3 separate regions of the Homo sapiens genome follow, and all the other regions are linked to region 3. Evidence: read pairs that join two places in POLR2A ChIA-PET (ENCODE). Cell type or tissue: GM12878. All regions are shown on one strand. Each heading gives the region's core, and the rest is flanking DNA. Links, peaks and the distances in the headings are about the cores only.

What was found. Peaks named below come from ENCODE experiments on the same cell type or tissue, not always from the same donor. Only the 100,000 strongest peaks of a DNase experiment are listed, where the experiment ranks them.
Region 1: POLR2A ChIA-PET joins it to region 3 with 7 read pairs; 6 of 35 experiments call an interaction of 5 or more read pairs at or near these places.
Region 2: POLR2A ChIA-PET joins it to region 3 with 6 read pairs; 1 of 35 experiments calls an interaction of 5 or more read pairs at or near these places.

What each region holds. Positions count from the first base shown.
Region 1 is chr2:230,585,168-230,595,818 of GRCh38, reverse strand. LOC112268431 (a long non-coding RNA gene) reads left to right here and starts at 6,163. Exons shown (of 5, transcript XR_002959453.2): 1 at 6,163-6,321. It also overlaps the pseudogene RNU6-451P. RefSeq lists enhancers at 3,119-3,168, 6,006-6,255, 6,416-6,565. In GM12878, for the core only: a CTCF peak has its summit at 6,239 (motif pointing right); DNase peaks (open chromatin) are centred at 6,058 and 6,458; H3K4me3 peaks cover 1,873 bases; H3K27ac peaks cover 5,000 bases.
Region 2 is chr2:230,945,491-230,956,141 of GRCh38, reverse strand. It overlaps a transcript of GPR55 not described here. Among named protein-coding and RNA genes, the nearest start is that of GPR55, 26 kb to the right of the region's middle. RefSeq lists enhancers at 5,324-5,383, 5,514-5,563, 5,754-5,823, 6,034-6,083, 9,381-9,540. In GM12878, for the core only: no CTCF peak of the experiment used is centred there; DNase peaks (open chromatin) are centred at 5,481 and 7,961; H3K4me3 peaks cover 1,243 bases; H3K27ac peaks cover 5,000 bases.
Region 3 is chr2:230,644,519-230,655,169 of GRCh38, reverse strand. No RefSeq gene overlaps it. Among named protein-coding and RNA genes, the nearest start is that of LINC01907, 51 kb to the left of the region's middle. RefSeq lists an enhancer at 10,538-10,651. In GM12878, for the core only: no CTCF peak of the experiment used is centred there; a DNase peak (open chromatin) is centred at 4,429; H3K4me3 peaks cover 779 bases; H3K27ac peaks cover 767 bases.

The sequences.
Region 1 (10,651 bases), core at 3,500-8,499, 61 kb after region 3:
ATAGGTCCCCACTCTTCTGGCTTGGAAGGTTTCTGCTGAGAAGCCTGCTGTTAGACTGATGGGGTTCCCTTTGTACATGATCTGACCCTTTCCTCTAGCTGCCTTTAAGATTGTCATTGTTGCATTGACTTTGGCTATGTGTCTTGGGTATGGTTGTCTTGTATAGTATCTTGCAGGGGTTCTCTGAATTTCTTGAATTTGCATGTTGACCTCTCTAGTGAGATTGGAGAACTTCTCATGAATAGTATCCTCAAATATGTTTTCCAAGTTGCTTACTCTTTCTTCTTTTCTCTCAGGAATGCCAGTGAGTTATAGGTTTGGTCTTTTTATATAATCCCATATTTCTCAGAAGTTTTGTTTAATAAAAATTTTTTTTTCTTTATTTTTTCTGACTGGGTTGATTCAAAGGGTCAGTCTTCAAGCTCTGAAATTCCTTCCTCAGCTTGGTCTAGTCTGTTGTTAAGGCTCCCAATTGTATTTTGAAATTCCTGTAGTAAATTTTTCAATTCTACAAGTTCAGTTTGATTCTTTCTTAAAATAACTGTTATTTTTCAATTCTTGGATTGTTTTACTGGCTTACTTGGATTGGGTTTCCACTTTCTCTTGAATCTTCCTTGTCATCCAGATTCTGAACTCTATCTATATCTGTCATTTCAGACATTTCAATCCATTGCTGGGGAGCTAGTGTAAACCTCTGGAGGCAAGGAAATACTCTGACTTTATGAATTGCCAGAGTTCTTGTGCTGATTCTTTCTCATTGGAGAAGGCTGGTGTTTCTTTATCTTTTTGAAGTTGCTGTCATCTGCATAGGGCTTTTTGTTTATATATTCTGTTTTTCCCGTGAGGGTTGACTGTGGTGTATATTGTGTATAGTTGATTGACTTTGTTTCTGGGTGCTTCCATGGGGCCAAAGCTCTGTACTTGTTTCTTAGTTGTGGCTAATTTCCTGTATTTTGTTTCACAGGCGATGTGTGTTGAAGGAATTTATTTTTGTTTGGTGGTGTAATTCAGGCTGTGATCCAGTCAATGGTGCTTAAGAGTAAGGGCCAGCAGACAGGTCTTACTCAGCTATGTGCTTTTTTTTGTATTTCAGTGTGTTTGCTGCAGTGCTCTGGGGAAGGGGAGTTGGGGGGATGAGAAATGACCCTCTCACCAAGTTTATTTCTGGGCCTTGGCTCCAAGGCCCAGGAGGGCTGTACTTCCCCCTTAGGGGTGGTCCAAGCTAAAGGTTAGGTCACCGGGAGACCTGGAAACTTCCTGGGGGCCTGCTGGTTCTCTGTGCTTGGCAGAGTCAGGGCAGGTTGTAGGTATGTCTGTGGGTGGTCTGTTGATGCAGTGGGTCAGGGCGGAGGATTCCCTGGCAGGGTGGTTGTGCTGTGTGTGGGCAGCTGGTTGGCGCCTGTGGCCTGGGGTTTTTACCCAGCAGACTGTTGTGGGACTGTGCAGCTCATGCTCCCCCAGATGGATCACCCACCACTGTCTGCCCCTGGGGCAGGCCTGACCAGCTAGTTTTACCCTTAGCCTTTTGTGCTCAGATCACTGGGTTATTAGGTGTTCTGGGCCATGGGGCTCCCTTGGGCAGAGGCTGCGGCTGACCTACACCCTACCTGGATGGGTCTTGTGAGGGATACATGCCAAGCTCCTGCACTGGTGCACGAACCTGTGCCTTCCTCTTCTCAGTGTCTGAGAGTGGGGGCTCCTCTACCACTCGAGCTCAGGCTACAGATCCCAGCTCAATACCCCTGAGCAGTGTACTCAAACCCTGGGCAACTGGGGCCAGGACCGTGGCTTTGTCCTCTAGTTCCTCTAGGTTGAGCACCGGCTGAGCTGGGGGCTGAACTGCTCCCAGGCCACCAGCCAAACACTCGGGCAGGGCAGTGGAGGCTGTGTTGTGTGCATACTCTTGTGGGAGCAGTGAGGCAGCGGCCCCGGGAGGGGCCAGTATACAAAGGGGCATGTAGATCAGATGCACTTCAGTCCTGCGGAAAAGGCCCTGCTCTCTCCCAGGCTGGTGGTCCTCAGGGTCTACCGTCATTCAGAGCAAGATTGAGAGCCTTGGGGGATAGGTGCCTATGGTTGTGTATCGCTGCAGCTGCCCCACAAGCAAAACCTTCTGGACTCCACAGAGGTTCCAACTCTGCCTCTGCCTACTCTTCAGACAGTTCCTCCTGCCAGTTCAAATGTCTGTGGGGGTCGCTGTGTTCTCCTGTGGCTAGGATCCCAGAGGCCTGCAACAGGAAAATGGTGCCCCACAGTTCCTTTCTTAGGTCCTGTTCAGGACTAGGATCTGGTCCTGATACTCGACAATCCCATGCAGGCTTCCCAGCTTCCTCCCTCTTCAGCCTCGATGTCTGTGTTGCCTCTCTATCCACTTTCAGTATTTTCTCTCAGAAAATCAATCCAAGATGTGATGGTTTACATGATATCTTGGTTTCTGTCAGTGGGAGAAATGTTTCCTGGCTGCATCTAGTTGGCTGTCTTGTCCTCACTCCCACAATGAACTTTTAATGTTGATTTTGTATCCTGCGATTTTATGAAATTCGTTTATTAGTTCTAACAGTTTTTTGATGGTGTTTTTAGGGTTTTCTATATGTAAGATCATGTCATTTACAAACAGACAATTTTTCTTCTTCCCAAGCCTGGTTCTTAAACGGATCCTATTTTTTCCTGTTTCTTTTTATTTCCTCCCAACCCTTTGCTTCTCACATAATCAACTCTGAAGATTTTTAAAGTTAGGATCTACAAGTTAACAAATATCTTGACTCAAGTTGGCCTAAATAATGAGAATATGTTCACCCTGAGGTTGGTGGTTCCTCTCGTGGTCATAAGATGACTGCTGGCAGCAGCTCAGAGACAGGGCCTTGTTTAGAGCCGCAGGGTGAGGAAGACTGGCTGGTTTTGCACAGAAGCTCCAGGAAAACTCCTTGCATGTCATCAGTGCAAACTGGCTTAGTCCTGACCATCCATGAGCGAGTGACCAGGGAGGAAGACAGATGACCACAACTGGCTTGGAGCAGTCATCTGAGGCAGAGGGGATTTGCAGAGTCAACCAGAGTGTCCTCTCTCTTTAAGCCAAGTGCTCTGTCATAGGTCTTTTACTCGCCTTACCACTTAGGTTTGTGTTTATTCTGAATCTTAACCAAGAATCTGATATGTTCCCCATAGTGTAAAGATCCTCATTCCTTTTTTTTGAGATGGAGTCTTGCTCTTGTCACTGACTGGAGTGTAATGACATGATCTCGGCTCACTGCAACTTCCGCCTCCCAGGTTCAAGTGATTCTCCTGCCTCAGCCTCCTGAGTAGCTGGGATTACAGGTGCACACCACCACACCTGGCTAATTTTTGTATTTTTAGTAGAGATGGGGTTTCACCATGTTGGCCAGGCTGATCTTGAACTCCTGACCTCAAGTGATCCTCCCACCTCGGCCTCCCAAAGTGCTGGGATTATAGGCATGAGCCACTGTGCCTGGCCTGGAATGATTTTTTTGAAAGACTCCAGGAAGGAGTACTATTGACTAGGGCATGGGGTTTAGAATCAAAGGGTTATTTCTGAACCACAAGAGTTCTAATCCTCCCAACAGCCATCTGAGGAACACCAAAGTGCTTTGTTCTTTCAAGGGAGTCAGAGAAGTCAGCACATTTGGGCCACTCTCTTGCTTAGGTTAACTTGCCCCATAATGGTTGGGAGCAAAAGAGAGCAGCACTCTGGAGAGATGGTTCTGCTGGGAGGGAGCACATCCTGCTTCAGTGAGACGTGTGACACACAAGTGACAAGTCAGAGCCAGAGAGAGAGGGTGGGGGAGGGAGAGAGAGGGAGAGGGAGGGAGAAGGCAGAGAGAGGGAGAGACCCACGCATGTGCAGGACCTGCATGTGCCTGTCCACCGGTGAAGATGTCCTCATTGGCGTGCTGGGATGTGTACCCAATTTGTGGGGAGAGAAACGCAAGAACGCAAGCCAGGGGTGGGGGGTGCAGGAGAAGAAGGATAGAAGCCTCGTTGACCCACATTTTTCATTATTTGGGCACAGAACCCTTATGTCCTGGGATTCCTCTTAAACAGTCAGCCAGGCGCAGTGTCTCACACCCGTAATCCCAGCACTTTGGGAGGCTGAGGTGGGTGGATTGCCTGAGGTTAGGAGTTTGAGACCAGTCTGGCCAACATGGTGAAACCCCATCTCTACTAAAAATACAAGAAAAATTAGCCAGATGTGGTGGCGTGTGACTGTAGTCCCAGCTACTCGGGAGGCTGAGGCAGGGGAATTGCTTGAACCAGAGAGGTAGAGGTTGCAGTTAGCCAAGATCATGCCACTGCACTACAGCCTGGGTGACAGAGCGAGACTCTGTATCAAAAACAAAACAAAACATAACAAACAAACCAAAAAACAGTCAGAAGTCAGATTCAGTGGAACATGATTTGGAAAGCATCATTCTGGATCACGGTACCCCTGGGGCCCCTGAATCCTCACCTGCTTTTGGGCTCTGCTCACCTTAAGCCCTAGATTCTAGCATCCCTGGGGCTCCCAGCTGCCTCCCTGTCTCTGCCCCACAGTTCGGCTCAGAGTTCTGGTCCCTGGTTTTAGTTCATGTCCTACTTTCATTCTCTCTTTGCTCCAATTTATCTTTAACTTTGTACTGATACATTTCAGTATTTTAAAAAGTCACTTCAAATCTTTCTTGAATAATATCAGAGTATGAGTGAAAAAAATCACTGTGTACAAACATAAATGTAGCTGGATCTTCATCTCACCCCTTAAGACCTAGATAATCTTGGTTCTCATCCTCTTGGCCCATCCCATGAGAATCATTTCTGAGCTCCACTGCCTGGACATCTCTAGGTCATTGATTTTGTTAGGTACATTTTCTACTTCCCCATGACTGCAGGTGAGAGTTTTACAGAACTTTTACTACTATATAACAAGGGTCTCCTTCCTCCAGATTCCACTAGTGTTTCTCTCGCTTTCTCATACACTGCACTGACATCTTCTGGAACACCTTTAGGCTTCCATCCACTGCTCTGTCCCACAGCCAAATGCCCCATGTTTTATGTTTTTGTTATAACTGCATCCTACTTCAAAATCTGTTCTAGTTATACTACTGTGAAAAAAAAAACTACCCTAAAGCAGTGATTTAAAACAATAAAAGTCTTATTTTATTTCGTGATACACCTGCAGTTTGGACAGAGCTCAGTGGAGATGGTGTGTGTCTGCTCTAGATGGGTATCTCCTGGCAGCTCGACCAGGGCTGCAGCATCAACTTCCAATATGGCGCACCACATGGCTGGCTGGCTGGCTGGGGCCCTCCTGTGGTTTAAGACCTGGTCTTAATATCAGCATAGCATTGCTTCTGCCATATTCAAACATTCTGTTGGTCAAGCAGTCACATATCCCAGATTAAAGGAAAGGGGACACAGACTCCACCTGTCAATGGGAGGAGTGTCAAATTCTGGGGATATTTTTTAAAAGCCTTATATCTGTACTATCTTTAAAAGCTTGGCTATTTTTACCAACTTGGCTCCTGCCTCTGGCCCCAGTGGTCCAGAGGTTTCTCTTTTTCCTCCCTGCCTGCTTTCCAGAAATTTCTAAGGGCATTCCCCTGACTTTATGATGTAGAGCATTTCAGCTTCCTCCAACCTATATCCAAATGCTTGGGGTCTAACTTGTCCAGTCAAGGTCACAATGTGCCCCACCAACTCATAGGCCTGAGAAAGGCTTGGAAGTTTCTGTCTTTCCCTTTTTTTTTTTTTTCCCATGGCCATGTCTGCAAGGGGAGGAGGCAAACAGAGTTTTACTTCTCTCTAACATCAACTATGTTACTTCACCTAGAAACAACTTCAGTCAGCTTTGGTCAAATAGAGTTTTCTGCCCTCTTTCCTTTGCATAAACACATGATCCCCTGACTTCCATGGACTTCTTGGAGTTGGCCTCCTGTTCCTCCTCCTTGGCCTGTACCCTCTTCTGGTCCTCCAGTCATGATTCTGTAAGTCCTTCTTAATTCCCGGCTACCATATTTTCACAAGAGTTGAGAAACCCCACTATCTGTGGCCTAGTTTTCACAAATACAGAGGCATTCAGAAATATTAATACTTTCACTTCCCTTTTCTACTTTCTGGGTGAGTCAGTTCAGACTTTTTGTTCTGGTCCCTGGGAGCCATGTTGGAAAGCCCACATTGGGCCTGAGAGTTCATAGATGTTGACGGATGGTGTGTCAGCCCCCATGGGGCTCTGCAGCCTAGAAAGTAGCAGGACCAGGAAGTCAGCAGGTGGAGGTGGCAAGTGAACAGAGGATGCGTCTTTTTCTCCCTTCCTTTGTCATCTTTCTCCATGTGGGTTTTTATATTTATTTACTTATACTTAGTTTTATTCCAAAACTTCTTTGAACTGGGTCATAAAGCCAACTGCATATTGTAAAGTAGAAGAAACTAAGCTCTGAGAAATCAGGTAAAAAGTGGCAAGTGATAGCTGGTGATGGAACGCTACCTATCCTGGCTTACCCTTTTGCAAATGTTACCTGGGTGAGACAAAGACATTTGAACCCTGAGGTTTCTTGTATTGGTTTTGCTTTGTTTTTCTTGGTATAGACCTAGGAGTGTAATTGCCCGGTCATAGGGTGGCTTTAGTAGACACTGCCAGTTTTCCAAAGTGGGTGTCCTAATTGTCACTCCACTAGCCACGTATGAGTGTTTCAAACAGCATATTCTTCTCAACATTTGATGCTAGGTTTTTTTTTTTTTTGTAGATCTTAGCCATTTTGGTGAATAGATAGTGGTATCTTGGCATAGTGGTATCTCATTGAGCTTTTACTTTGCATTTCCGTGAAAAACAATGCTTTTGAGCACTTTTTGATATGTTTATTGGTCATTTGAGTATTTTGTTATGAAATGCCTGTTATTTTGCCTATTTTTTTAAAAAAAATTGGGATTTTTGTGTTCTAATTACTAGACATTCTTCCTACATGTTCTACATAGAAGTCTTCTGTTGGATATGTGTTGTGAATATCTTCACATATTCTGTGGCTTTTTTTCACTCTCTTAATAGTGTCTTTTGATGAACAAAAGTTCTTAGTTTTAAGTAAGTCTAATTTGTCAGTGGTTTCTTTCATAGTTAGTGTTTTGGGATCTTTTGCAAGAAATCTTTGCCTACCTTAAGCCAAGAAGATATTATACTACCTGCTCTAGAAGCTTTACTATTTTATCTTTCATATTTAGGTCTATGATTCATTTGAAATAAATTTTTGTGTATGGTATGAGGTAGGGTGTTCAATTGCTCCAACAATACCATTTCATGAAGTGACCATCGTTTTCCCCACTGAAATGTGGCGGTGTCTTTGTTGTAAATTTGGTGACCTTATGTGTGTGTTTCTCTTTCTTGTAGTCTCTGTTGATTTATATGTTTATCTTTATGCCCATATCATGTTGTCTTAGTTATTGTAACTTTATATGAAGTTAAAACATTGTGATTCTTTTTCAAGACTCTTTTGGCTAACTTTGGTCTTTTGCATTTTCATTTATATTTTAAAATCAATTTGTCAATTTCCACAAACAATTCCACTTGAATTTTATTAAAATTATATTGAATCTATGAATCAGTTGGGGATAACTTACATATTAATATTTAGTCTTCAATCCACAAATATACCTTTCCATTTATTTTGGCTTTCTTTAATTTCTCTCAGCAAAAGTTCTATGATTTTCAGTGTAGTGTTCTGGAACATCTTTTGTTAGATTTACCTTTATTGTTAGTGGTTTTGATGCTTTTGAAAAGGATATTGTTTTTCTATTTTTATTTAAACTTATAATTTGCTAGTATACAAAAATACAATTGATTTTTGCATATTAACCTTGAATCCAGATACTTTACTGAAGTTACTAATTAATTCTAATAGTTCATTTCTTTAGATTTTCCAAGTATATAGTCATCTGCAAATAATGGTAGTTACATTTCCTCCCTTTTGGGTTTATTCTTTTCATTTCTTTTTATCACCTGATTGCATTATCTAGGATTTCTAGTAAGTGTTAAATGGAAATGGTGACAGTAGACATTTTTGTCTTGTTCTCAAATTGAGTGGGGAAGTATTTAGTATTTCACATTTAAGTATAGTGTTAGCCATAGGGTTTTGTTTGTTTATATACTTCATTATATTAAAAAAGTTACTTTCTATTCTTAGTTTTCTGAGAGTTAAAAATCATGAACAGATATTTTATTATATTTTAGCTTTTTCTGGATCTATTGAAATTATCATATATTTTTCCCCTTTATTTTGTCAATCTGGTGATATACATTTCCTGATTTTTTTTTTTTTTTTTTTTGAGACGAGAGTCTTGCTCTGTTGCCCAGGTTGGAGTGCAATGGCACAATCTTGGCTCACTGCAACCTCCACCTCCTAGGTTCAAGCAATTCTCCTGCCTCAGCCTCCTGAGTAGCTGGGATTACAGGCACGCACCACCATGTCTGGCTAATTTTTGTATTTTTAGTAGAGACAGGGTTTCATCATGTTGGCCAGGCTGGTCTCGAACTCCTGACCTCGTGACCTGCCTCAGCCTCCCAAAGTGCTGGGATTACAGGTGTGAGCCACGGCACCCGGCCTCCTGATTTTTTTTTAATGGAGTGTTTTACAAATTTATGTGTTATCCTAGTGCAGGGGCCATGCTAATCTTCTCTGTATTGTTCCGATTTTAGTGTATGTGTTGCCGAAACAAGCATGATTTCCTGATTTTTAAATGTTAAAGAATTCTTGCATTCCTGGAATAAGTCTCACTTAGTCATGATGTATTATTCTTTTTACCTATTGCTGGATTTGACTTGCTAATGTTTTGTTGCAGTTTTCCCATCTCTGTCCACGAGAGATAGTAACCTCTACTTTTCATTTTTGTAATGCTTTTGTCAGGTTGTATATCAGAATTATGCTATCCTTCTCTAGTGAGTTAGAGTGTGTTCCTTTTTTCTTTCTTCACTGGAAGAGTTTGTGTAAGATTGGTTATTTTCTTTCTTAAATGTATGTTTTGAAGAACTTGCAAGTGAAGTCATCTGGGCCTGGAATGTTTTGGCTAGGAAAGGCATCTGGGAATCTTGATGTTTACTTTCTCTTTGTATTTTTTTTTCCTTAAGATGTTTGCAGTGGTCCAGAAGAAGGAGATTTCCTGTGAGATCTTTTCCAATCACTTCAAGGAGAATAAGGTGGAGATAGCAAATGCAATAACAAAGCCATTTCCTTTTCTTGAAAGCCTCAGAGACAATTCCTTTATCACTGAAAAAATGTATACTATAAGTGAAGTTTATTACGTCACCCACTGTAGTCCGGCCCCCACATTAATTTATATTTGGCATCCTGGATTCAAAGTTTAGTATATTGCTAACTGCCTGATAGGCCTTTTATGCCTTTTGTGGGAAGACCCTTTTCTGTTGGTTAATTATTGTATAAGGTAGAAGGTAATGGGGTAAACAGATGTCATTAAAGATGACACTTCTATTTCTTTTTCTTTTTTTTTTAGAGACAGCATCTCACTCGGTGGCCCAGGATGGAGTAAATTGGCACAATTATGGCTCACTGCAGCCTAGGTCTCCTGGGTACAAGCAAACCTCTCACCTCAGCCTCCCGGGTAGCTGGGAGATTACAGGTGCATGCCACCACATCTTTCTAATTTTTTTTTTTTTTTTGGTAGAGATGGGGTCTTGCTATGTTACTCAGGCTGGTCTCAAACTCCTAGCCTCAAGTGAACCTCCTACTTCAGCCTCCCAAAGTGTTGAGATTACAGGCGTGAGCCACCTTGCCTGGACAAGACACTCTATTTCTAACTGAAGCCCTGTTCTTTTTTTTTTTTTTTTTTTTTTTTTGAGACAGAGTCTTGCTCTGTCACCCAGGCTGGAGTGCAGTGGCACAATCTCAGCTCACTGCAATCTCTGCCTCCAGGGTTCAAGCAATTCTCCTGTCTCAGTCTCCCGAGTAGCTGGGACTACAGGCGCCCACCACCACGCCTGGCTAATTTTTGTATTTTTAGTAGTGACAGGGTTTCACCATATTGGTCAGGCCAGTGTTGAACTCCTGACCTCAGGTGATCCACCCGCCTTGGCCTCCCAAAGTGCTGGGATTACAGGCGTAAGCCACTGTGCCTGGCCACTCTGTTCTTTTGTAGCAAGTATTGGGGTGGGAGTGGATGGTAATGGTGACATGTCTGGAGTGAAATTGAAACGGATGTGCTCTACAAATATGTAGTGATTTATACAATATACAAGAATAAAACAAAATTAAGATAGCTAAGATGATGGAAGCAGTATTTCTTTGTAATGTCTATTTATGTCAGATGAAACCTCCAGAGAATTGTGCCATTATAATTGTTATCAAACAAATTTCTGCCTTGCTATTGTCTTGTCTAAAGTGTTTAAATTTTCTTGGGTAGTTCTGGAGCCTTGGAATTCAGGTGTTTTGAACAGTGCCCTGAGGTACAGAGAAGGAAGCCATGTCTTCAGTGTGTGATTGTACTCTTCCTGTTGTGTTCTTTATGGCAAGGGAAGAACCATCTCCCTATCTCTGGGAGCCTGTTCAGGACTTCTCATACCACAGGGGGAAGGTGGGGAGTGTGGGGGCAGTGACTGCTGCGCAGACAACAAAATCACCATAAGATTTATTCCCACGGCATCCTGGGCAGGATGAGAGCT
Region 2 (10,651 bases), core at 3,123-8,122, 300 kb before region 3:
TTTGGGAATAAAATCCTGCTTTCAGGTAAATGTTAGAACAAGACCTCCCACTGTCCTAGCTATTGGGATTCTCCTAAGGAGAATTAGGAATCCTCTAGTTTAAAGACACTGGTGTAGTTGGGCATGGTGGCTCATGCCTATAATCTCAGCACTTTGGGAGGCTGAGGAGGGAGGATCACTTGAGGCCAGGAGCTTGAGACCAACCTGGGCAATATAGTGAGACCCTGACTCTACAAAACAATTTAAAATTAGCCAGATGTGGTGGCACACGCCTGTAGTCCCAGCTACTCAGGGGACTGAGGTGGGAGGATTGCTTGAGCCCGGGAGGTCAAGGCTGCAGTGAGCCGTGATCACACCACTGCAGGCACACTCCAGCCTGGGCAATGGAATGAGACCCCGTCTCAAACAAAACAAAACAAAACAAAACAAAAAGACACTGGCATAATCTTTTCTGGCTGTGTTTTCCCATATGAGTCTCCTTTATGGTCTACCATTTAAGTGTAATCCTTCTCTACATTTGAATTGTATTTGATTTGCTTTACAATTCTAAGAAGTTTCCATTGAGCTGATGTTTAATAGGCCCTTGAGTAGTGATACTGCTAATGTGCTACCAGATTTAGTCACTGGAACTGTCTTAACAGGCTGGAGAGAATGTAAGGTGAGAAAAGCCTGTGTCTGTGTTGTGGGAATTCTGTACAGTTATGTTAAGGTGAGCAAGGAATCTGTGTGAAAGCCACTTTCTTTCCTGAGAGCATCTGATGCACTGTCACGTGTGCCCATAACAAGGACTCAGATATGCTGTCACATCAAGGAGACATGGAAAATAGGAAGTCAAGACCTTTCTACTGGGTAAAAATGAGGAGAAATTTCCTTAAGGAAATAACACAAAATAATTAGACAGCTAACAACATTTGTTGTTTGTATTATCTGACAAAATTTCAACAGTGGATTGTGAATTATTCTTTTCTTTGCCACTCAAAGTAGATGGAGATCATAATTTCACAGAAATGGTATATGAGTTGGGATGCTAGCTCTTGGTGACAGATTACTGTCACATAGTAAAGGGATAAACATAGTGGGAGGAATTCAAAAGATGACTCTGTCCCTAACTGTAATTGCATCAAGGGATGACATGTTAGTTTCTTTTCACTTGCCAATTCCAATTGTTGGATGAGGATTGCTTAGAAGACTATATTAAGGATTCCTGGGACACTCCAGGCTCAGGGAGAAAGAGTACAGTAATTGATTAGTGATGTCTGTCATGACTTTTTTGAAAGAGTGCAAGTGGCATGGAAGCCATATTTGCTAACTTTGAATTCCAAACACAAACTAAATTGAATGCTTAAAAAACACTAACACCTTCAAGAAAGCATTTATTAAAGTAATGATCATTGGCCTTGGTTAGTGGGTACAAAAAAACAGAAAGAATAAATAAGATCTAGTATTTGATAGCACAACAGGGTGACTATAGTCAATAATAATTTAATTGTACATTTGAAAATAACTAAAAGAGTATAACTGGACTATTTGTAACACAAAGGATGAATGCTTTAGTTGATGGATACCTCATTTACCCTGATGTGATTATTACACATTGTATGCCTATATCAAAATCTCATGTACCCCATAAATATATACATCTACTATTACCCACAAAAATTAAAAATAAAAAGTTTAAGGCCGGGAGGCTTCGGCCAGTGGCATGGAAAGGAGGGAACTAAGACTGAAGTCTGAAAGCCAAGCTTTAAATCCAACAGAAAATGAACTAGAAGAGAGTTAAGCCGAGTCCTCTTCAGGACACAGAATGATAGCCAGCCCAGAGCAGGGGCTTGGCTCTGTCACTGTGGAAACACAGAGAAAGTTCTGGCTTGGATGGGGTGTTGGCAGTGCCATCTACACTGTGTCAGGGGAAGGGGCAAGGAGACCAGGTGCAAGGATGCACGTGGTCCACCTGATGCCAGGGGCAGCTGTTGTGGGCACGATTACGGGGCTGCATAGCCAGGGCTGTGAAACCTTTGCATCTCGGAACTTGCTCAGAAGCCCTCTGTTACGATTTGGCTTCCTGGGCAAGACAAGGTCCGTTGATCAGAAGCCAGTGGGAAGCTGTGGTTTCCAGAATGAGCTCAGCTAACATAAGCTTGCTCCACAGGCCTGCTCATCAGACCTTGGAGCCTCTCAGGCTGAGGACTCGCCTTGGGGATCCCCCACCAGGAAGGTGGTTCCAGGAGACCGGGGAGGTGGAGGGGACTGCCAGCCTTCATCTCCTGGCCGTGTGCAGACTCACACCTACTCATGCTCCTGGTTTTTAAGAAGATCCACACTGGACAGATGTGTATGCTGGATGCTTCCAGCCTCTCCAGTTTCCTAGGAGATCCTGCTCTTTAATGCCCTCCTTATAATCAGCTGAGGGACACAGGATGTACAGGGTTTTACCAGGTTCTTGTCCCCTGATAGTGTCTGGGAAGATGTGTTTATTTCCCCTTCCTGCTGTAACACATTGCCATATATTAAGTGGCTTAAAATAACACAAATTTATTATCTTACAGTTCTGTAGGTTAGAAGCCCAACACAAGTCTCACTGGGCTAAAATCAGGGTGCTGGCAGGACTGTGTCCTCCTGGAGGCTCTAGAGGAGAACCTGTTTCTCTGTCTTTCCAGCTTCCAGAGCCAGTTCTTCCTGCAGCCCTTGGCTCATGGCCCCTTCTTCCGTCTTCAAACCCAGTAACAGTGGGTTGAGTCCTTCTCACATCCTATCCCTCTGTCTCTTCTGCCCTACTCTCTACCTTCAAGAACTTTTGTGATTACATTGGGCCTATCAGGATAATCCAGGATAATTGGCAACCTTAATTCCATTGACAACCTTAATTTGCCATGTAATTTAACATACTCACCAGTTCTTGAGATTTGTACCTAGACATACTGGGACAGGGGAGATTATTCTGCCCACCTCAGAAGCCCCTAACAATGCTCCAGGATCCACACAACCACCACCTCCACCTGGTTGCTGCTGGTCACTTTAGCCAGCCACCTCTCCTTCCTTCCTTCTGGCCACCTGGGAACTAGCTTTTCTGGGGTGCGCATGCTTCCTTAGCCACTGCACCCAAGGATGGACCCAAGTATCACTCTAATTCCCCAAGGCCCAGCTGAAACAGAGGAAAACATCATGGTGACAACTGGCAGCAGAGGTCCTCATAGCTGGGGAAACACCTTGGCAACTGTTAGGGCAAATGGCGGAGCAGAGGACGCAGACATCGGCCAGCACCTGGGCCACCATGCAGAGGCTTCAGCTGCTGGAAGGAAGGAAAGAGGAGGGGGAGAGAGAAGGGCCAGGAAGGCAGAAGGTGAGAGAAGCCTGCCTCCAAGAGGCTGGCTCCTGTGGGGGCCGGCCTGAGGATGTTCCCTGGGGACAGGGTGGCCGTGGGCCATTTCAGCTGTGCAGATGCCCGATGGAAGCTTGTGTTTCTGTGATGTGAAATCTCCCTGTCTCTCTGCAGTCCCTGAGCTTCAGAAACGCCCATGACACCTTGTGGGCAGGGGTTCTCTATAGGACTCCTGGAAGAGTAGACAAGTAACTGACAAGCGGCACCATGGGAAAAGCAGAGGCTGTAGAGGTGTCAGCAGCCCTGCCCTGGGAATGTGCAGAAAACTTGGGAGGGCATTGGCCATCCCCAGATCACACAACAGGACATCCCACGGAGGGCTGTGGCCTTCCTTAGCCCTCTGGGCTCACAATGAGCCAACCTCATGTAGAGTTCAAGGCACGGCCAGGCTCCAGCTGACTTCTGGATCACACCTGCTAAGACCAGGTAGTACCTTTTAATCCAATATTATTACTGAAGGCTTGGGCATAAGAAGAGAGCACTTTAGCATAGAAGGAGCATTCCAAAGTGCTCACCAGGATTGTGGCTCCTGGCACACAAGCTGCGCCCGCCCTCAGGCTTTCCCTGTCCCTATAGGCCTTGGCCTGCTGCCTGCAGGAGGGTTTGCCCACATGTCCTGATGAGAGCTCAGGTGACCATGTCGTCTCTATCTTTGAGGTCTAGTAACCCCCCCTCCCTCTCCAAATGTACCTTCTCTTGCTGGATGTGGTGGCTCACACCTGTAATCCCAGCACTTGGGAGTTTGAGGCAGGAGGATGGTTTGAGTCAGGAGTTTGAGACCAGCCTGGGCAACATAGCAAGACCCCCGTTTCTGCAAAAAAATTAAAAAAAAAAAAATTAGCCGGGCCTGGTGGTATGTACCTGTAGTCCCAGCTGCTCAGGAGGCTGAGGTAAGAGGATCATCTGAGCCCAGGATGTTAAGGTTGCAGTGAGCCATGATTGTGCCATTGCCCTCCAGCTTGGGCAACAGAGCAAGACCCTGTCTCACAAAAAAAAAAAAAAAAAACCCCAATAACAACAAAAAACCCACAAATGTACCTTCTCTGGGCCTAATGAAAGGGAAAAAAATCCCTGCTTACCCTCAGTTGTCAAGATCCCAGCCAACTCTAAGTTGTGAATGGTACAAAGCGGAGCTGTCAGCCTTTTGAACTCCTCTGGGTCAAAGGGTAGGCTATTTTTAAGGCCCCTGGTATGTGTTGCCAAGTTGCCTTCTAGAAACCACATAGGCTGCCCTCTTCCCTAGACATCTGCCAGCACTAAGCATTGCCATCTAATAAATCTCTGCCAAGTTGGTATGAAAAAATCTCATTTTCATTTTTAGTTCTTTGATTACGTGTGTATATTTTAAAAATATGCATATTGTTTCAGGGAAACACTCCCAAACCATGTTTTTCCTCTGTTCTCACACCACCACGACAACAATCATCAACACAGAAGGAGAATTCTGGGACCAGATGTGTGGGGGGTTGTCCCACTAAGCCGCGGACAGCAGCGGGGTGTCCTCCAGTTCAATTCCAACACTGTCTACCTGGAGATAGTCTTACAGCCCACAGGTTGAGGGCTCAGTCCCAAGACTATCCCTGACCCAGACACAAGTCTGGCCCTTCGGAACTTCTGACCGACCAACTTCAAGTTGGGGTTCCCACAACGCCCTCTTTGGGTTTGATCAATTTGCTGGAGTGACTCACAGAACTCAGGGAAACACATTAGCCCGTTGATTCTAAAGGATGTTACAAAGGACACTGATGAAGAGATGCACAGGGCAAGGTATAGGGGAAGGGGCATGGAGCTTCCAGGAACCTCCGTGTGCTCAGCTCTCCGGAAGCTCTCTGAACCCTGTCCTCTTGGGGTTTTTATGGAAGCTTCATGATGTCAGCGTTCCTTCTCTCAGGGCATAGGACAGAACCCTCTCTGGGGAGAGTCTTAAGACCCACAATCAGAAAGGCGGGGGAAGATACGAGTCCTGCCTTGCGGCAGGTGAAAGGAGAGCTGGAGAAGGCCAGAGAGATTCTGTTTCCTGAGGCCTAACACAGCCACTGTCATAACACGAGACTGTAACAGGGACTATGGGGGTTCCGAGCCAGAAACTGTGGACAAAAGCCAACACGTGTGTACTTATCATAACACCACACATGTCACTTCTTGTGAATGATATTAGTAATAATGAAAAACCTATTTCCAGTGTCGCGAATCTCTATTTAGATGTGAGAAAAAATGTTTGACTTATGTGAAGCAGAGAAGGTTTCCTTATCTGTGCAGCTCTCGTTATGAGGTCTGAGGCTGGAGTGCGGGAAAGAAGAGCAAAACGAGAAAAACAAAAAAGAGGGGAAAGAGAAGATGAGAAGAAAATAAAAGTGGCAAGAAGAGATAAAAAGACAAAAAAGCCAATTGCTCTAATTGCTCTGCGTCTTGTCCTGGGTGCCATGCCTGGGAGACAGGCAGGTAGGCGATGGGCTGAACAAGGTCTGTCCAGCACACTCTGCATTCTGCCACATCATGTGCAGGCCAGTGGTTCCCAGACAATGTGGCTTCAGGACCCCTTTACACTCTTAAAAAGTGTTAAGGATCTCAAAAAGCTCTTATCTATGTAGATATCTATCAGTGTTTCCTGTGTTAGAAATTAAAACAAAGAAACTGGCTGGGCGTGATGGCTCACGCCTGTAATCCCAGCACTTGGGGAGGCCGAGAGGGTGGATCACGATGTCAGGCGTTCAGCCTGGCCAGCATGGTGAAACCCCGTCTCTACTAAAAATACAGAAAAATTAGCCAGGCGTGGTGGTGGTTGCCTGTAATCCCAGCTATTTGGGAGGCTGAGGCAGAGAATTGCTTGAACCCGGGAGGCGGAGGTTGTAGTGAGCCGAGATTGTGCCACTGTACTCCAGCCTGGGTGACAGAGCGAGACTCTTGTCTCAAAAAAAAAAAATAAATTTAGTGAGAAGAGAAGCATTATTTTTACATTTCCACAGATCTCTGTGATGCTGGGCTTTATGAAAGATGGTTGGCCTCTCCTATCTCTATTCAGTCTATTGTGGTATCACACAGCATACAGCCTCCAGAAAACTCCACTGTACACTCACTAAAGGAAGACAGTGGAAAAGGAAATACTAACAACATTTCAGTATTATTATGAAAATAGTTTTGACCTTGTGGATCCCCAGAAAGTGTCCCAAGACCACCCTTCCCCACAGAGTGCCTGAGCCACACTTTGAGAAGTGCTGATCTAGGCCGGGGAATTGATGGAATCCACCCCATTCTTCCCAGGAAGGCAATCTTACAATAGCTATCAAGAACTTTAAAAGCAGGATGGGCGCGGTGGCTCACGCCTGTGATCTCAGCACATTGGGAGGCCAACGCGGGCAGATCGCAAGTTCAGGAGTTCGAAACCAGCCTGGTCAACATGGTGAAACCCCGTCTCTACTAAAAATACAAAAATTATCTGGGTGTGGTGGCAGGTGCCTGTAATCCCAGCTACTCGAGAGGCTGAGGCAGGAGAATCGCTTTAACCCGGGAGACAGACGTTGCAGTGAGCTGAGATTGCGCCATTGCACTCCAGCCTGGGTGGAAGAGTGAAACTCCGTCTCAAAGAAAACAAACAAACAAACAAACAAAAAAAGAGCCATAAAAGCATTAGGGCCTGTTGATGTAGTGATTCCTCTTTGGGGACTATATTTTATATTTATTAATTTTATTTTTTGAGACAGGGTCTCAGTCTGTTGCCAAGGCTGGAGTGCGGTGGCACCATCCCAGCTCACTGCAGCCTTGACCCCCCTGGCTCAGATTATCCTCCCACCTCAGCCTCCCGAGGAGTTGGGATTACAGGCGCACGCCACCAAACCGGACTATTTTTTGTAAAGATAGGGTCTCCCAATGTTTCCCAGGCTAGTCTCAAACTCCTGAGCTCAAGCAATCCTCCTGCCCCTGCCTCCCAAAGTGCTGGGATTACAGGCGTGAGCCACCTCGCCCAACCCTCAGGGAATATATTTTAAAACAATAATTCCCAAAGGAAGGAAAAACTTCCTAAATGACCTATAATTGGGGAATGGTTAAATAAATGCTGGCATATACATTTAATAGAATATTATGTGGTTTAAAAGGATAATGATGAAGACTCTGCACTGGCATGGAAGGAATATCTACAGCTCTAAGTGAAAAAATCCGAATTATATAACTGACTCTTCACCATGCCTGCCAATGTCATGCTGGCTCTGCCTGGAAACAAAGCCTCAAAGGCAACGAGAGAAAGTAGGTTCTATTCCATATATAGGGTAGGGACTATGGGAGAATTTTTCCTTCTCTTTTTGGTTTATTTTGATTTATTTATTACTATTATTATTATTTTGCAATTAGTGAAAACAAAAATCAGGACTGTTGAATCTGTCTTGCTTCCCCAGGTCAGTGCGGTTGGGAGGTGTGTGGAGAGCAGCCACCCAGACCCAGAGGTCAGGAGATGGGGAGGGAGGAAGGAGTGGGGGAGGCTCTGAGTGGGGAAGTCAGGCCTGGAGGGGCTGATAGCTCAGCTGGTTCTAAGTTCCCTTTCAGTGCTGACTGAGAAAGCTCTCCTAAGCAGCTGTTGTCAGAGGCCTGCGGGAGACACAGACCAAGCATAGGGGCTGTGCTTTGCCTCACCAAGGGAGGAAGCTGTGGGGGCGGCCAGGGGGTGGGCGGCGGTGGCAACTGCAGCACCCAAGACCTCTTGGAGAGAACTGAAGTCAGTGGCCACACCCATGTCACAAAGGAGCCGGGCGGGCACTGCAGGCTTCATCCACTGATGGGGAGCTTGACAGACACCAAAGCCACCGTGGCCTGGTGAGGCGGGATGCCGAGTTTCTGCTTAGGTAGGACAGGGCCAGATTTGTATTTTAGGAAGCCTCGCTGTAGCTGGGTGCAGGCTATGTTAGGAGTTGGAGGGGGGGCACCAGCTGAAGTTGAACACAATGGTACTTTAAAAAATAGCACTAAAAGGCTGGATGTGGTGGTCGACACTTGTAATCCCAGCACTCTGGGAGGCTGAGGTGAGAAGATTGCTTGAGCCCAGGAGTTCGAGACCATCCTGGGCAATATAGTAAGACCTAGTCTCTACAAAAGTTAAAAATTAGCCTGGCATGGTGGTGTGCCCCTGTGGTCCCAGCTACGTGGGAGGCTGAGGCACGAGGATTGCTTGAGCCTGGGATGTCGAGGCTGCAGTAAGCTATGATTGGGCTACTGCACTCTAGCCTGAGAGACAGAGTGAGACCCTGTCTCAAAAAAAAAAAAAAAAAAGGTCATAAAGTTGACCAACAGACACTCCCTACTGGAGTGGAGAGTATGGGATGGGCTTTATTCCCCTGAGCTAAAAATGTAACCAGGGTCCCAATTATACCTTGCAACTTAGATGCAATCTTCTAGGATTGCAAATGTGCTCTTTCATCGTGCTCTTGCCCTTTGCATTGGAGCCCAGTTGGCTGGTGCACGTCCAAGGTGCAGCTGGCAGGCTCCAGCTTTGCTGCTGCAGCACACCTAACCAACTTCAGTAAGATCGCCCCATAACCAACAAAACTCTGGTGGTGCTGACCAAGGGGAGACTGATACACAAACTGGGTTGTTGGCAGCCAGGCAGGTTCCCACACCCATAGTGGAAAGGAGCGATTTGTCAGCTAATGGCTCTTTCTGGCTTGGGCATGATGAAGGAATGGAAGGCGTGGGTCTGTGGTGTGGCCAATGTGACAGGGCCGTCAGAAAGTTGAATACACTGAAGTCAAACATAGGAAATGAGCAATAGGGTTAGTTCAGCATGAACCTATGCCAATTCTTATTTACTTTTTGGGGTTCACTAAAATATGATGTGATTAAGATGTTCTGCTCTCTAGTTTGGTGTGTGTCTCAAAGAACCTCAGTGGAGTCCTAAAGAACCACATGAGCACCCCCAGCCACAGCTGCCTTGCCCTGGCCCCTGCCCCAGTTAGGCCCTGGAGGTCCCTAAAAGGTCTGATGGGCTGGGCCTGCTTTCTTCCAGCTCTGCCAGAGTGGAAACTTGGCCCCAGCTATGGCCTGGTCCAGGTGTGGGCTGCAGTGGGAACTTGTCCCATGCTACTGGGACACCCTGCTTCCACAACCATCAGCTTCTGCCAGCGTCATTTCACTGATCTCTAGTTCATTGATCTCTACCCTCCACCACTTACACTGACCTCGTGGCATCTTGGCCTAATACTACAGGGTGCATCTCTTCTGATGAGGACACTTTTTTCTCCACACTCTCCGGTCCTCAGCTTTGTTAAGGTACACGTGACAAAAATTGGATATGTGAATGATGAACAGTGTGAAATTTTGATATATGTATACACTGGGAAATGATTAAATCAAGCTAATGAACACATCCATCGATCACACAGTTATCTTTTTTGTGTGTGTGTGGTGAGAACATTTCAAATTTACTCTTGTAGCAATTTCCAAGTTTACAATACAGAACTATTAACTACAGTCACCATGCTATTATATACAATAGATCTCCAGAACGTATTCCTCTTAACTGAAACACCTTTGACCAACATCTCCCCCTTCCACACCCTCCCTAGCCCTCCAGCCCCTGGCAACTCCCATCCTATTTCCTGCTTCTGTGAGTTTTGACTTCTTTAAATTCCACATATAAGTGAGGTCATGCAGTATGTGTCTTTCTGAGTCTGGCTTATTTCACTGAGCATGATGCCCTCTGGGTTCATTTATGTTGTCACAAATGACAAGATTCCCTTTTTTAATGGCTAAATAATATTTCATTGTGTATATGTTTTTAATCCATTCATCCACTGATGGACACTTAGGCTGTTTCCCTATCTTGGTTATTGTGAATAAAAAGGACACTTTTTAATGCAACTACCATGCCATTATCTTAGCTAACACAATTAAAAGTCAATCTGTAGACCGGGCGTGGTGGCTCAGCCCTGTAATCCCAGCACTTTGGGAGGCGAGGCGGACGGATCACGAGGTCAGTAGATCGAGACCATCCTGGCTAACACGGTGAAACCCCGTCTCTACAAAAAATACAAAAAGTGAACCAGGTGTGGTGGTACCTGCCTGTAGTCCCAGCTACTTGGGAGGCTGAGGAAGGAGAATGGCGTGAACCCGGGAGGTGGAGCTTGCAGTGAGCCGAGATAGTGCCACTGCACTCCAGCCTGGGCGACAGAGCGAGACTCCGTCTCAAAAACAACAACAACAACAAAAAGTGAATCTGTAATATCGTCCACCACGAAATCCATATTCAGATTCCTCCATTGTGTCAAAACTGTCTTTTTATGGCTG
Region 3 (10,651 bases), core at 2,193-7,192:
TAGGGTAACTTCCTGACATTGGCAAGGCATCTGTAAACTGTCACGGCGCTGGTGGCAGTGTAGCAGTGAGGACGATCAGAGGTCACTCTCACGGCCATCTTGGTTTTGGTGGGTTTTAGCCGGCTTCTTTACTGCAACCTGTTTTATCAGCAGGGTTTTTATGATGACCTGTATTTTGTGCTGACCTCCTATCTCATCCTGTGACTTAGAATGCCTCACCATCTGGGAATGCAGCCCAGTAGGTCTCAGCCTCATTTTAGCCAGCTCCTAATCAAGATGGAGTTGCTGTGGTTCAAACGCCTTTGACAGCTTCATTCATATCAAAGAGCCCCTTGTCTTTGCCGATCCTCCACCTCAACATCCTACCTGAAAAAACAGAGCCGTGAGTAGGAGGTGGCAATGAGGCAGGAGAATAGGGCCTGGAGGCAGGGAACCTGGAAACACTTCAGTGATGACAGCAAATATCTTCTTCATTCACAAAGAGTGTACATCGAGTAAATGACTTTGTAACTTTACTTCATCCTCTTCATTTACACAGTAACCAATGGAAACCTCTAGAGGGTATTTAAACCCCAGAAAATTCTGTAACTGGGCCTTAAGGCCGCTGGCTCAGGCCGCTCCCACCCTGTGGAGTGTGCTTTCATTTTTAATAAATCTCTGCTTTTGTTGTTTCATTCTTTCCTTGCATTTTTTGTGGGTTTTGTCCAATTCATTGTTCAAAATGCCAAGAACCTGGTAACAGTGACAGGCAGTCAGGTCCTCAGCTCCATCTCCTGCCTCACAGGTGGGGAGAGCAGGAAGAGCACCTTCTCCCAGCTTTGAATACGCAGAAAGGCCTCCTAGGTTCGGGCTGGTGTGGGAAGGAAAGGCGGGTGGTTTTTGTAGGTGTCTGCTCGTCACACTAAAGTGGGGAGGATGTTTAGGCGGTTGGGGGCAGGGCTTGTGTTGCCCACCAAGGGGTAGAGCAACTGTGTGGGAGGCTGGCAGAATGGCCGAGAGGCTCAGTAAGAAAAGGAACATCTATTTTGCCACTGGGGGTGGGCTGGGACCTGTCTGTCTTCCCAAGATTTCAATAATGTTGGCTACACCCAAGTTGGAGTGCTCGCCTGGGGAAGGAAGGGAGGTTCTTTCTATCCCAGGTTTGAAACATTTCCCACCCCCTTGCCTTTGGGGAGGCTCTGGGGAAGGCCACTGCATATACCCCAAGACTTTGGTCCCGGTGTGACCAGCAGCCAACTGACCAGTGGCCTCCGTGGAGCAGATGGTTCTGGGAAGGGTCACCTTTGAGGAGCGGAGTCACCTGTTAGACCTCAGATATGGAGGAGGCAACCACTTCACCCTCCTTTATGAACACATTAGCATTTTCAATAAGCACCTAGGGTGATTTTTATGTACACCAACAATCTGTAAAAGAGAAATTGGGCAGGTGCCGTGGCTTACGCCTGTAATCCCAGCACTTTGGGAGGCCGAGGCAGGCAGATCACTTGAGTTTAGGAGTTCGAGACCAGCCTGGCCAACATGGTGAAACCCTGTCTCTACTAATACAAAAATTAGCCGGGCATGGTGGTGGGCGCCTGTAATTCCAACTATTCGGGAGGCTGAGGCAGAATAGCTTGAACCTGGGAGGCAGAGGTTGCAGTGGGCTGAGGTTGTGCCACTGCACTCCTGCCTGGGTGACAGAGAGTGAGACTGTGTCAAAAAAAAGAAGAAAAAGAAAAGAAAAATAATTGTCCCCAAACTGGTCTGGGACAAAACTTTTTGTGTGTGATGCAATTAACAACTTCCTTCTGGGAAAAAATAATCAACATTCCTGAGGAAATGCATAAGCCATTTTTCTGATCTACTTTAATGGAATTAAAGCTGATTCTGGGAAACCAGTGCCCCTCCCATCTAGCTGCCTTGAAGAAAGGGGGGCTAGTGGACATGCCTATTTATACGTATAAGGACCTGGAAATAGCTCTTTCTCACCTCCCTCCACAAAGAGTCTATGATACTGTTATATATAAAGTTTCGGTGCCGTAAAAGAAATAGCACTCGAATATAAAATCTTCTTTTTAATTCTCAGCGAGGCAAGTTACTTCTATAGAAGGGTGCGCCCTTACAGATGGAGCAATGGTGAGCGCACACCTGGACAAGGGAGGGGAAGGGGTTCTTATCTCTGATGCACATGGCCCCTGCTGCTGTGTCATTCCCCTATTGGCTAGGGTTAGACCGCACAGGCTAAACTAATTCTGATTGGCTAATTTAAAGAGAATGATGGAGTGAGTGCTTTGGCAGGAGTCAGGGCAGAGCAGGTAGCAGGTAATAGGAATGAGTTAGGGTGGAGCAGGTGATCAGAATGAGTCAGGGTGGAGTAGGTAATTGAAAAAGCTTGCTTTATGAGGAAGTTTAAAAGTAGAAGGCAAATAATTGAACATATTGACATGTTAATTCTTTGAAAAGAAATTTATAACTCATATCTAACAATACAAAAAATATTTGCTGCAATAACAATAAAATACATGGTAGAAGGCCAGCCAGAGTTGAAGCTGAGATAGACCGAAATGGGCATGCGGCCACCTATGTGCTCAGATGGGGCCTGGAAGGGAATGCCACATCCTGAGGGGTGGGGGAGCCTGACACCAGGAGCCTGGCCCTCGGTTTCCATGTCCATATGGATGCCAGTTGCCTTGCCTTCCTTGCAGGTTGTGAAAATCAAATGAGGGAAGGATTTGATGGGAACATCCTTGGAAAAGTAGAAGGCAGCTTGCAAGTCAGGGATTATTACTACTGCCATCTTATTGAGAAATAACCTGCCCCATGCCAAAAAAGCCCAGGATGACTTCTGGGTATACACACAAAAGAACTGAAGCAAGGATACAAAGAGATACCTGTACACCCGTGTTCACAGCAGCACTACTCTCAATAGCTAAAATGTGGAAACTATCCAAGTGTCCATTGATGGATGAACGGATAAGCAAAATGTGGTCTCTCCATAGAATAGAATATTATTCAGCCTTAAAAAGGAACAAACTTTTGACAGATGCTACAACAGGGATGAGCCTTGAGGACATTATGCTAAGTGAAACAAGCCAGTCACAAAAAGACAAATACCTTCTGATTCCACTTATGGGGGTACCTAGAGTAGTCAAAGTCATAGAGACAGAAAGTACAATTGTGGTGCCAGGGGCTGGGGGAGGGGGAGAATGAGGAGTTACTATTTCATGGGTGCAGAGTTTCAGTTTTACGGGATGAAAAGTGTTCTGGAGATGGATGGTGGTGATGGGTGTGAGGCGGGAGAATAGGGTCTGGAGACAGGGAACATAAGGCCGATTCATGCTGATTTCCTAGAATGAAATCAAATGGAAACACTTCAGCTATGACAGGAAATAGGGCGTACACCAAGTAACCAGTGGAATCCTCTAGAGAGTACTTTTTTTTTTTTAATTGAGATGGAGTCTCGCTCTGTTGCCCAGGCTGGAGTGCAGTGGTGCGATCTCTGCTCACTACAAGCTCCGCCTCCTGGGTTCACGCCATTCTCCTGCCTCAGCCTCCCGAGTAGCTGGGACTACAGGCGGCTGCCACCATGCCCGGCTAATTTTTTTTGTATTTTTAGTAGAGACGGGGTTTCACCGTGTTTGCCAGGATGGTCTTGATCTCCTGACCTCATGATACGCCCGCCTCGGCCTCCCAAAGTGCTGGGATTACAGGCGTGAGCCACCGCGCCCAGCTAGAGAGTACTTAAACCCCAGAAAATTCTGTAACGGGGCTCTTGAGCCCCTATGCTTGGGGCGCTCCCACCCTGTGGAGTGTACTTTCATTTTCAATAAATCTCTGCTTTTGTTGCTTTATTCTTTCCTTGCTTTGTTTATGCGTGTTGTCCAATTCTTTGTTCAAGACGCCAAGAACTTGGACACCCTCCGCTGGTCACAGTTACACAACAAGATGAACGTAATTAACACCCACTGAACATTACACTCAAAAATTGTTAAGACGGTACATTTTATGTTCTGTGTATTTTGCCACAATAAAAAAAATAAACTTTTTAAAAAGCAAAGAAAGAAAAACTCAGGATGCATGTTTTATGCAGATCTCCTTAAAACAGGCCTTCATTTCAAGAGCATGTGATTCCCCTATCACCTGCTTCAAGATTCGTGCATCTTGCCCTCTTCATTTTCTGTATTAATTGTGTCTGCTCCTGCTTTGAAGCACTCAATCACATAGGCATCTCCGTCTTCCTGACTTTCCTCCTTGTGGCCTCGCGCCTAGAATCTCCACCATTCAGGCCACCGCTGCATCAATTTCAGCAAAGCCTGAGCCACAAGAGCTACTACTGTTCCCTGTAAGCCCTCTGTAGCCTCTCCTCTGCCTGTCCCCACCCCCAGCACAGGCACCATGTCCGTTTCTCTGCTGATTATGAGATAGTGCATGGCTGTTAGTTCTGCTTGAATAAGCTCTTTTGTCCCCGAGAATTTTCCCATGTCAAACATTTATTCTGCTGTGTTATGGGTCAGTGAACAAGGAGATAAGTCTGAATTCTTAAACAACCTTGTGGACACAAGACATCTGTCTGGAAGGCAATCAAACAACATCTGTCACACTGTCCCCAACTTTCAAATTCCTTTCTTAAAAATTAGACCATTATTTTATGCTTTCAATCCTAAAGAAATATGAAAGTCTCTCATAAATCTCCCCACTCGATCCCCTTTTCCAGCACCTATTAACGTTAGTAATTTGGTGTCTATTGCTTGGATTTTTTTTTCTGCATCTGCTAACATAGATAGTATTATTATTATCATCATCCTTATTATCATGTTACCATAGATACAGTTTTGCAACTTGCTTTTTGACTTAACATATCTTGAACTTTTTTTAGTATTAGGATCTCATTCTTTTTTTTTGTTAGATGGAGTCTCACACTGTTGCCCAGGCTGGAGTGCAGTGGCGTGATCTTGGCTCACTGCAACCTCCGCCTCCCAGGTTCAAGTGACTCTCCTGCCTCAGCCTCCTGAGTAGCTGGGTGTACAGGTGTGCGCCACCACACCCAGCTATTTTTTTGTATTTTTAGTAGAGACGGGGTTTCATTATGCTGGCCAGGCTGGTCTCAAACTCCTGACCTCAGGTTATCCACCTGCCTCGGCCTCCCAAAGTGCTGGGATTACAGGGGTGAGCCATCAAGCCCGGCTTCCTGATGGTGTTTCTCCAGCTGCTTGTAAGATTTTGTGTGAGTGGACCAACCTAGGAGAGGACTGGGGCATGAACTGTTGGTCTGGGAAGGAAGAAGGCATCAGTTGAGTGAATTCCAAGAAAGCTGGATCTGAATGGTGTGGATATCTATGAGCTTGTCTGCCTAGCACCCATCCATCTTTTGGAAACAGCACATCCCATTGGAGAGGCCTTCTTTGGGAGACCTCTCCCCACCTCCAACTCCAACCACAGGGGCCTCGTGGGAGCTGCCTATTCTATTGTTGGCCAGACAAGCCAGGGGTCAGTATTTATAATCTCTGGCTAGTTAGAAGCCTCCTTAGCAATTTTTGAATGGGATGTAAATGAAAAGAGGTCTTGTTCCAAATGAGGGGACTGGAAATATGTGCATCCAGAGTCTGCCACAGGCCATGGATTGTAGAAAAAGACATTTGGAATTAGCTGGGCATGGTGGCGCACACCTGTAATCCCAGCTACTCAGGTGGCTGAGGCAGGAGAATCGCTTGAACCTGGAACAGGGAGGCTGCAGTGAGCCAAGATTGCACCACTGCACTCCAGCCTGGGTAACAGAGGAAGACTCTGTCTCAAAAAGAAAGAAAGAAAGAAAGAAAGAAAAAGACATTTGGAGGGACTGAAGCTAACTTCTAAACAGAAGCTGAGACAAAAAGCGAAGAAAATTCCAGAGCCCAGGTGGTGACTGAGGCCCTAATTCTTGCCATCTCCAAGGCCAAGGATTTCTGGTTCCTTTCTATACTCTTGACATAGGTCAAAAAATTAGCTTTATCTATTTTTGACTTTCATATAATGGAATCATACAATTTCTACTTATTTCTCCTAGCTTCTTCCACTCAATAGTAGATGAATGAGATTTTATCCAAGTTGTCACACATAGTAGGAGTCTTTCATTGTTTTTTTGAGACGGAGTCTTGCTCTGTCGACCAGGCTAGAGTGCAGTGGTGCAATCTTCGCTCACTGAAGCCCCTGCCTCCTGGGTCCCAGCGATTCTCCTGACTCAGCCTCCTAAGCAGCTGGGATTACAGGCACCCGCCATCGCGCCCAGCTATTTTTTTTTTCTTTTTGTATTTTTGGTAGAGACGGGGTTTCACCATCTTGGCCAGGCTGGTCTTGAACTCCTGACCTCGTGATCCACTCGCCTTGGCCTCCCAAAGTGCTGGGATTATAGGTGTGAGCCACCGTGCCCAGCCAAGTCTTTCATTTTAATTGCTTCATAGTATTCCAATTATCTTGGGTAGAATTTTGGGGGCCACATGGTAACTCCGTGAACCTTTTGAAGAACCGCCAAACTGTTTTCCAAAGTAGCTGCACCAGTTTAAGCTCCTACCATCAAAATACGAAGGTTTCAATTTCTCCACAACCACACCAATACGCGTTATTGTCTGTCTTTGATTATAGTTATGCTAGTGGGTGTGGTTTTGATTTGCATTTCCCTAATGACTAATGATGTTGAACATCTTCTCGTGTGCTCGTTGGCCGTTTGTATGTCTTCTTTGGAGAAATGTCTATTCAAGTCCTTTGTCCATTTTAAAACTGGGTTACTTGTTTCTTTTATTGAGTTGTAGTAGTTCTTTAAATATTCTGGATGCTAGACCCCCCTCCCTCTTTTTTTTTCTTTGAAAGAGTCTCACTCTGTCACCCAGGCTGGAGTGCAGTGTCCCGATCTCAGCTCACTGCCACCTCCACTTCTTGGGTTCAAGCGATTCTTGTGCCCCAGCCTCTCGAGTAGGTGGGACAACAGGCACATGGCACGATGCCTGGCTAATTTTTTGTATTTTAGTAGAGAGGAGGTTTCACTGTGTTGGCCAGGCTTGTCTTGAACTCCCAACTTCAGGATGTTACAGGAAAGGGGTCAGGATTCAGACCCCAAGAGAGAGTTCTTGGATCTTGTGCAAGAAAGAATTCAGGGTGAGTCCATAAAGTAAAGGGAAAGCAAGTTTATTAGGAAAGTAAAGGAATAAAAGTATGGCTACTCCATAGACAGAGCAGCCCCGAGGGCTGCTGGTTGCTTATTTTTTATGGTTATTTCTTGATTATATGCTAAACAATGGGTGGGTTATTCATGCTTCCCCTTTTAGACCATATAGGGTAACTTCCTGACGTTGCCATGGCATCTGTAAACTGTCATGGCGCTGGTGGGAGTGTAGCAGTGAGGACCACCAGAGGTCACTCTCTTGGTCATCTTGGTTTGGGTGGGTTTTAGCTGGCTTCTTTACTGCAACCTGTTTAATCAGCAAGGTCTTTATGACCTGTATTTTGTGCTGACCTCCTGTCTCATCCAGTGACTTAGAAGGCTTAACCATCTGGGGATGCAGCCCAGTAGATTTCGGCCTTATTTTACCCGGCTCCTAATCAAGACGGAGTTGCTCTGGTTCAAACGCCTCAGACAAAGTGATCCACTCACCTTGGCCTCCGAAAGTGCTGGGATTGTCACTGCCCCGACACTTCAATACTATCTTGTTTTTTTTTTCTTATTAATATAAGAAGACAGGAATGTCAGGCCTCTGAGCCTAAGCTAAGCCATCATATCCCCAGTGACCTGCATGTACACATCCAGATGGCCTGAAGCAACTGAAGAATCACAAAAGAAGTGAAAATGGCTGGTTCCTGCCTTAACTGATGACATTGCACCATTGTGATTTGTTCCTGCCCCACCTTAACTGATCAATAAACCTTGTGAAATTCCTTAGAAGCTCCCCCACTGAGCATCTTGTGACCCCCGCCCCTGCCCGCAAGAGAAAAACCCCATTTGACTGTAATTTTCCACTACCCACCCAAATCCTATAAAACTGTCCCACCCTTATCTCCCTTTGCTTACTCTTTTTGGACTCAGCCGCCCTGGACCCAGGTGATTAAAAAGCTTTATTGCTCACACAAAGCCTGTTTGGTGGTCTCTTTACACGAACGCGCGTGACAGGGATTACAGGTATGACCCACTGCACCCAGCCTAGGCTAGACCCTTAATCACACGTGGCTTGCAGATATTTTCTCCCATTCTGGGGCCAATTTGTGTTTCTAAAAGATCTCTCTGGCTGCTAGTTGGACAGTAGATTGTGCGGAGGAAGCAGAGCTAGAAGCCGGGTGAACAGAGAGGAGTGAATGCAGTCATCTAGAGGAGAGATCACGGTGGTCAGAATAAATTTCAACCCTCTAAGGCATGAGGCACACCCTTGGGTCTGCTCTAACATCTGGGTCTGCTTCTGGCCCTGGCACTGCCTTTGACCCTGGCTTCTCCAAACCCCTAGACTCTGATGTGTTTTCCTTCCATAGTTTTGCTCACCCAAGCCTGATTTCAGTTTATGTCTGTGTCCCCATTTTCCCTTCAATTTCCTTATATATTAATTTTTTTTACAGGGTCTCGTTCTGTTACCCAAGCTGGAGTGCAGTGGCACGATCATAGCTCATTGCAGCCCCGAACTCCTGAGCTCAAGCGATCCTCCCACCTCAGCCTCCAGATAGCTGGGGCTACAGGTGTGTGCTACCATGCCTGGCTAATTTTTTTCAAAATGTTTTTGTAGAGAAGGGGTTTGTGTTTCTCAGGCTTCTTCTATATTAATTTTATCTTTCCAAATTAGGTAGTTTTGTGCATCACCTCACATCCCTTTTGTAATGAGGAATGAGAATAAAGCATGAGAAAATATAGGGGGGTAGATAGGGAACTGGAGGATGGACTTCTGGCCTCCATGGACTCACAGAAGCTGAGCCACCGCTCCTTCTCCTCGTGCCTGCCCTTCTCCCAGCTAGTCTGGCTCTAACTTAAAGTTCCATTTCCCAGATTTCCATTTGCCCATGATGCACTGGGAGCCTGGTAAGTGACTGAGGAGTGGAGAGAGGCAATAGAAAGCTTTGGGGGAAAGCCCACAGATCCTTGAAAACACAGACACTCCATGTTTTCTAGTCTGGAACATCACTTTCAGAATCTGCCTGTCACTGAGCTTTCTTAGGCATGAACCGAAGCAGGAACGTCCCACCCTTTATTCTGTGAGTTAAGACTCGGCTGCAAAAGTTGCTGGATACAAAGTCTATATATAAGAATCAATGGGATTTTTACAAACTAGAAACAAACCAGTAGAAATAATTTTTCTCGGCCGGGCGCAGTGGCTCACATGCATAATCCCAGAACTTTGGGAGGCTGAGGTGGGCGGATCACCTGATGTAGGAAGTTCGAGACCAGCCCGGCCAACATGGCGAAACTCCGTCTCTACTAAAAATACAAAAATAAGCCGGGCGTGGTGGCGCATGCCTGTAATCCCAGCTACTTGGGAGGCTGAGGCAGGAGAATCCCTTGAACCCAGGAGTTGGAGGTTGCAGTGAGCCGAGATCGTGCCACTGCACTCCAGCCTGGACAACAGAACAAGACTCCGTCTCAAAAAAAAAAAAAATTTCCCCTTTTTTTTTTTTTGAGAGAGTCTCGCCCTGTCAGCCAGGCTGGAGTGCAGTGGTACGATCTCATCTCACTGCTACCCTCTCCTCCTGGGTTCAAGTGATTCTCATGCCTGTGCCTCAGCCTCCTGAGTAGCTGGGATTACAGACACCTACAATCACACCTGGCTAATTTTCATATTTTTAGTAGAGATGGGGTTTTACCATGTTAGCCAGGCTGGTCTCGAATTCCTGATCCCAAGTGATCTGCCTGCCTCGGCCTCCCAAAGTGCTGGGATTACAGGAGTGAGCCACTGCACCTGGCCAGTCTTTCTTTCAAATTTTAGAGACAGGGTCTTGCTGTATCGCCCAGGCTGGAGTACAATAGCTCTTTACAGGCACAGTCATAGAACACTGCAGTCTTGAACTCTTGGCTTCAAGCAATCTTCCTGCCTCAGCCTCTTGAATAGCTCAGATTACAGGTGTGCACCATTGTGCCAGCCAGAAATGATTTTTTTTTTTTTTTTGGAGTCGTGCAATCGTGGCTCATTACAGCCTCAACTTCTGGGGCTCAAGTGATCCTCCCACCTCAGCCTCCTGAGTAGCTGGGATTATAGGCGTGTGCCACCATACCTGGCTAATTTTTAAGATTTTTTTGTAGAGACAAGGTCTCTGTGTTGCCCAGGCTGGTTTTGAACTCCTAGGCTCAAGAAATCTGCCCGCCTCCCAAAGTGCTGGGATTATAGGTGTGAGCCACCATGCATGCTCCAGAAATAAAAAATTTTAAGGAAGTATTATGTAGAACAACCAGGGCTGGGACTGGAATGAGGCAAGAGAGGTATCTAAGACACAAAATTGTGAGGAGGCATTCACTCTCCTCTTCTCTTGCCTCACCCTACTCCTGCACTTGAGAAACTATCAGAAAGGGTAGGGCGCAAGGGCACCATGGCTCATGCCTGTAATCCCGCCACTTTGGGAGGCCGAGGTGGGCAGATCACTTGAGGCTAGGAGTTAGAGACCAGCCTGGCCACGATGGTGAAACTCTGTCTCTGCTAAAAATACAAAAATTAGCTGGGTGTGGTGGTGAGCT